Regions from separate parts of the Homo sapiens genome. Here region 2 is linked to region 1. The links are chromatin loops, found by intact Hi-C in ENCODE. Cell type or tissue: heart right ventricle. All regions are shown on one strand. Each heading gives the region's core, and the rest is flanking DNA. Links, peaks and the distances in the headings are about the cores only. Region 1 overlaps CFAP20DC-DT (CFAP20DC divergent transcript). Region 2 overlaps CFAP20DC-DT (CFAP20DC divergent transcript).

Evidence for each region. Hi-C counts contacts between places; a loop is a spot of excess contacts. Peaks named below come from ENCODE experiments on the same cell type or tissue, not always from the same donor. Only the 100,000 strongest peaks of a DNase experiment are listed, where the experiment ranks them.
Region 2: a loop joins it to region 1, with 3 times the contacts of the local background. A loop is called at or near these places in 2 of 110 quality-filtered maps.

Annotation. Positions count from the first base shown.
Region 1 is chr3:59,606,280-59,609,197 of GRCh38, reverse strand. The region is part of intron 6 of CFAP20DC-DT (CFAP20DC divergent transcript); the gene reads right to left. Among named protein-coding and RNA genes, the nearest start is that of CFAP20DC-DT, 520 kb to the right of the region's middle. In heart right ventricle, for the core only: a CTCF peak has its summit at 1,404; a DNase peak (open chromatin) is centred at 2,401; H3K27ac peaks cover 1,045 bases.
Region 2 is chr3:59,698,436-59,701,353 of GRCh38, reverse strand. All of the region lies in intron 6 of CFAP20DC-DT (CFAP20DC divergent transcript), which reads right to left. Among named protein-coding and RNA genes, the nearest start is that of CFAP20DC-DT, 610 kb to the right of the region's middle. In heart right ventricle, for the core only: no CTCF peak of the experiment used is centred there; a DNase peak (open chromatin) is centred at 1,297.

The DNA.
Region 1 (2,918 bases), core at 285-2,784:
ACTATTCCATCATATGGATATAGCACATTTTGTGTATTAATTCACTCTCATTTTACACAAAATAGAAATCTTTTCAAGGCTCCCACTCAGAAATGTATTGTCTTTTATTCATTTGAATCAAGCACAGAAAGCTACTTCCTTAATAAGTTTCCTCAAGTTTCTTCATTCTAAAAGTAAACCCTCTCCTTAATATGTGCACATACTTGTGCATCTCTCAGAATCACTTAAAAGCAAACAAACCCATCAGTGTCCAGTGTTTGCCAATGGATGCCCATTATTTCCTCGGGAGAGATGATCATGTCACATGGTAACAGGAATGATCATTGGTCATATAACCAAATAATGTCAACCTCCACAAATACCTCACTGTAGCTGAGGTCAATGGCAAAATTGGCAACAATAAAATATTTAGATTCACAGCGAGGGTATAAAATATGGTACCTTCTCTGTATGCAGCCATATAAAATATTTATGACGATACGGGTTATTTATATTTAATAGCCTGTGTGTTCCCCATGTCTCCTGCTTCCAGCTTGAGCAGATGGAGGCTGCTTGGCTGCCCGCATGAGCTCTTTGTTCTAGTAGCACTAGTGATTCCCACTTCACAGAAGATCACGCTGTGAGGCAGCAGGTGGAGACTGGATGTCTCCAGAGACTCACCTCCACCTTTGTGGTAGCTGTTGACTCTCAGATCTTCTGCCAAGTGGTTTCTATTCTTCTCTTCCCTTCTGATCTATCCCAGTTGTTGGAATCCGTCCTCCTCTCCAATTTGCATTACTCAGAGCTGGAAGTATCGTATCTTTATGGTCTCTCTTGTTCTCATTTATTTTTCCCTATCCACATTCTCAGTTTGGTTGAAAAAAACACCTACCCATACACAGTTCTTTTCGTTGGCCTAGAATCTTTTATTTTCTCTTACCCTTTCATGTAATGGATTAACTTGTAAATATTTAGGAGATAATGATGTTCACTTTTAACATACAACTCTAGAGAATTATCCACCATACATACTTAAATAGTTGCCATGATGTTAGGCACCTTAAAACACAGTCTACAATTGTAGGTTCTTCCTCTGTTTCAGTTCATCAGTAGATTCTGACCTGAAAGATAGCTATTTTGGTTCTAATTCCCTGTTGGTTTTCATTGCAATTAACATGGATTGATAAATGCAGTTAATTGAATGGCAACTCTGCCAGATTCTGTACTAAGTGCTTGACACACATTCTCTCTTAGCCTGACAAAGCTGGCAGTATTTTCTCCACATTATACACATGAAGCCTGAGACTCAGAGGCTAAACGACTCTGCCAAGGTCCCAGAGCTAGTGAATGTGGAGTTGTTGTTTGAGTCCAAGTTCACTCTGATTCCAAAGTCCATGCTCTTCCCATGACTGACCCCTAGCTTTCAGTGACTTGATGTTCAGTTATGTCACTTATTTAGAGTTAGAGGTCCAAAACATTTCACCATCAGCTAAGAGATATGACAGGGTTCAGCCAGATTGGCTGCATGACCTGGACAAATCATTCCACCTCTTGATGGATACCCCACCACCTGAAGATTGGGCACAGAAAGAAGAATCCAAGAAACTCTCAGGGAAAATGCTCCACCATTTTCAGAGGTCAATGTTTGGTTTCTGCAACTCCTCAAAACCCCACCATTAGCTGAGAATACTTTCTGCAACATCTACCAGCAGGGTATTTCTTCCTTTGTGATGTTCTTGAGAAGTCAACTCCCCACTTGCTTCTCCGTTGCCTCCAAGGCTTTAAGTGCCTCCCAGTTAAAGGGCCATATATGATTGTGAACCTTGGTGAGGAAGGTCCCTCATCTCCTTTGCCTCCCCTGGGTACTCTGTGAAACTACTTGCAGTTTTGTGCCTGCTGTAAATCAAAACACCCAGGCAGAGAGCCTGCTGACCAGTGCTTGTGGTCATGAACTCTTTTGTGGGCCTGGGAGGCCTGAGAGATGCAGCTGCTCTTACAGTCTCTGGTATTTGCTGTTTTGCTTCCCATTTTCCCCTTCCACACTAAAAATCCTTGGGGTCAGGCCCTCTGCTGATGGTCACACTGAGCTGGCTCAACCAGACTTACTGAGTCCTAACGACACACTTGATGTGGTATGATGTCATCACTGCTATTTAATATTTATCTAGGGCACTCAGTGTACTTGGTACCACTTAGAAAGGCAATGTCCTCAGCCTCTTTTACCTTCATTGCTGCAAAGAATTTGACCCTGTGGGACTTAACTTGCTCCAAGATCTGTCATTGCTGACTTTCATAACCTTGGAGCTCTGTCCCCTGCAGGTGTCCAGGGACTGTCTGGGTTGTGTCACCTTCTGACACTAACTATCACGATTATGAATGTGACCTTAAGCACAGACCTCCTGATGCCCCAAATTAGCCCAAACAGGCACCAACCAGCTGGCCCTGTGGAAACGTCACTGACTCAGCGTTTCTTTTCCTGCTTCTGCCCTTGGCATTTGCAGTCTGAGCTCAGGAGTCTAGCTTGCTGCCATTTGTGAGAAGTCACATGCCCAGTGCCATCCTTTGTACCCAGGGGCCCTCACACTCCAAGGTCCTCTGAGGCATTATTTCTTTAAAGCTCCAGGCGAGTGTCACTGGGGCTGGCTTTTAAAAGTTTGTTGACCAACTTGCTTGACACTCTGTCGAAGCCGAAGCTGAATCCACCTTTCTACCTCGGACACCTAAGGTGAATCCTGCTCTAATCACCTTCTTGGCTGCTCGGCTGACTCCTACTTTCAGCAGTTTCTTGCTTTCAACAGCTTGTTTAAGGCCCCTCAAATGGGCTGTCAGGCTCCAAAGGAGGGATGGTGCTAGAAACAGTGGAGAGCTAAAAATAAACACCTTCACAGACAGGGACAGACACACTGTGCAAATAGATTACCCGGCTACCCTCCAGACCT
Region 2 (2,918 bases), core at 192-2,691, 92 kb before region 1:
TTCACAAACCAGAAAACTGGGGCTCAGGTGCGAGGTAGGACCCTAAACATGGGATTCCTTTCACTTAACCCACCCTGCGCTGAAAATCATGCTTTATATGGAGGTTTTAATTCTGCAGCTGAAGAGATTGAGGTTAAATAGAAATAAATGAAAAACGGCAAGATATCTAAAACTGGGCTCGTGCGAGTGATGGTGAAACAGGCAGAAATTGATCAGATGGGGGGCCGGGCGCGGTGGCTTACGCCTATAATCCCAGCACTTTCGGAGGCTGAGGTGGGTGGGTCACCTGAGGTCAGGACGGCAAGACCAGCCTGACCAACATGGCGAAACCGTCTCTACTGAAAATACAAAAATTAGCCGGGCATGGTGGTGCGTGCCTGTAGTCCCAGCTACACAGGAGGCTGAAGCAGGAGAATCGCTTGAACCCAGGAGGCGGAGGTTGCAGTGAGCTGAAATCGTGCCACTGCACTCCAGCCTGGGCAACAACAGCGAAACTCCATCCCAAAAAAAAAAAAAAAAAGGAAAAAAAGAAAAAGAAAAAAAAGAAATTGATTAGATGGCCATTTGAACACAGCTCTCAAAAGATTGTTCTGGATGGGCAGGTAGGGCCCCCATGGACCACCTCTGCCTTCTGTGGGGGATGGCAGCACTGAACAGTGTTCCTTCCCCAGTCTCAGTTAACCCAATCTGGAGGGTGGGTTGAGCTGCTCCAGAGAATGTCAGAGAGGGCTGGGTGCTGTCCTATCAGTGAGCATCATCGTCTTTTCTGCCTATACCTTCACTGCCTCTTTGGCGGCAATACCTAGATTTCTTTTGGGGAATTATTCCACTTTCCAGTGGGCCTGTGACCTCACTGGGCCCATCAGCCTATCTTCAGGGAATCTTAACATGTACAGTGTGGGCCAGATACACCCCAGTGGTGGCCCTTCTGCTAACACACCTCTCTACCTGTCCCATTCTGTCCCTTCTGAGGCCAGGCTCTTCATCCTTCTCAATACTGTGAGCTGTCTTTGTCTTCTTCCAGGCAGTACTTCTCTTTTTCATAGGCCAGCCAGATTTGGAATCTGTTGCTTATAACTAAATTTGACTTGACTGATGTAGAAGAGAAGTAAAGGAAGAGATTTTCTGAGTTTGATGGGCCTGGTATCTGTCACCCAGCGGGGAGACCTGTCTGGGGTCTGTGTGTTCTCCATGTCAGCTCCTGCTGAGCTATGACCTGCAATGCCAGGAAAATGTCCTTGTCACTTCTCATTGTGGTAGCCAGGGAACAAGATACTATTGTCAGAGACCTACCCGGGAAATGGACGAGGGCAAAACCTTTGATACTGTCAGTTCAGTTGGAGAAGAGGGAGCATCCTGATAGGCTAGCAAGAAACTCATGGGCCTTGGATCTGGTTTTTCTTTTTCAGTACAACTAAAAGATAATGGCAGGAGGTGACAACATTTGGTGTCAAGCATGCAGACACTGAAAAGTATAAAAGGAATCTCTGAAGTCACGTGATGAGGGGAAAGACATGTCCATTTCTGGAAAACAGGTGACAAGTGGTAAAGCACGTGGGGTAGAGCCAGTACTAGCGTGAAGAGGAGGTTTTCTATTTGAGACTATATATGTGTGTGATGGGGTGGGAGGGCCTCTGCTCAGGTCTTCCACAAACCCAGGGTCTGCTGGATATCTTTATGGCCTGAGAGTGGCCATAAAGTTAGGGAAAGGAAGAAAACCTTGAAACTTGAGCCTCACTCTAGACAAAGTGGACATCAAAGTATCAGTGTTCCCTGACTTAGAGGCTTTCGATAATGAGGGAGGAATCAGACTCCTAATAGAGCTGCTCAGTCCTCCTTCAACTCATTCTCCCCTCCTGGCAAATATCACCAGATAAACCCACAATGACAACAACTTCCATTAATTAAACACTTAATATATTCCAGAGATTGTGCTAAATGCTTTATATTCATGACTTCATTTGATTTTCACGCCAACCCATGGAGTCAGTACAGAGTTTCTGTTGGGCTGTAGATAGACAGGAAGAGATACACACACACACACACACATGCACACACACACACACATACGTTAGGAAGGAGGAGAAGTAGGTGTACCCCAAAGCCCAAAGCGACATGTAGCTGCCAATAATATTGTCCAGAGATGATGAGGACTTGCTTAATCTCAGGAGCTCAATTCTTGCTATGCTATGACCCTCTGAAGTTTGCTTACCATTTCAGAAGAATATAACATTACTTTCTTATACACTTTCCTAAAGTATCTTATATTACTTTTATACCATTTCAGAAAGCATATAACAATCTCCGTTTACAGGAATGTTTATAGATATCAGACTCTGCTTGATCTTGAAAAGAAGACAGTCTCAGAGAAGCCTCACCCTCGTTGCTGAATGATATCTCTGCCTCTAGCTTTCTCCAAAATGCAGAAAAACTCATTTTCCCACCATTGTTGTATGTTATGACTCACGTCTCCATGTAACAGGGTGAGAAAGAAGTAGAGCCAGGATTTGAACTCATAGTAGAAAAGCTGCCAAGACATTGTCTAGAGCCCTCTGGGGACTGACCCCATCAGAGTGGTGTCCATGTGTCCAGGTCCTGAGTGCCTGGCTGTCTTTGCTGCATGGACAGGTAATGCCCTCAGTGGCCCTCTGAGGTACAGCCACCTATAGAGGCCCTGGCTAAGATGCCGTCTTGGCATGTGACCCGGATCTGTGATTCGAAATGGGGTTTCTGCATGGTAGGGGGAAATAAAGTTATCATGGGGAGACATTTGTACAAGATTCCTGGAGCCACACATCCAGGTTTTGGACTGGATTCTTGAAGGTTCTCCCAAACCACAGCACTCTCCCCCAATCTCCAAATACCTAGCTCTAGAAACAGAATCCCCTTCCGCTTGGCCAGCCCTGCAGGTTCTTGAG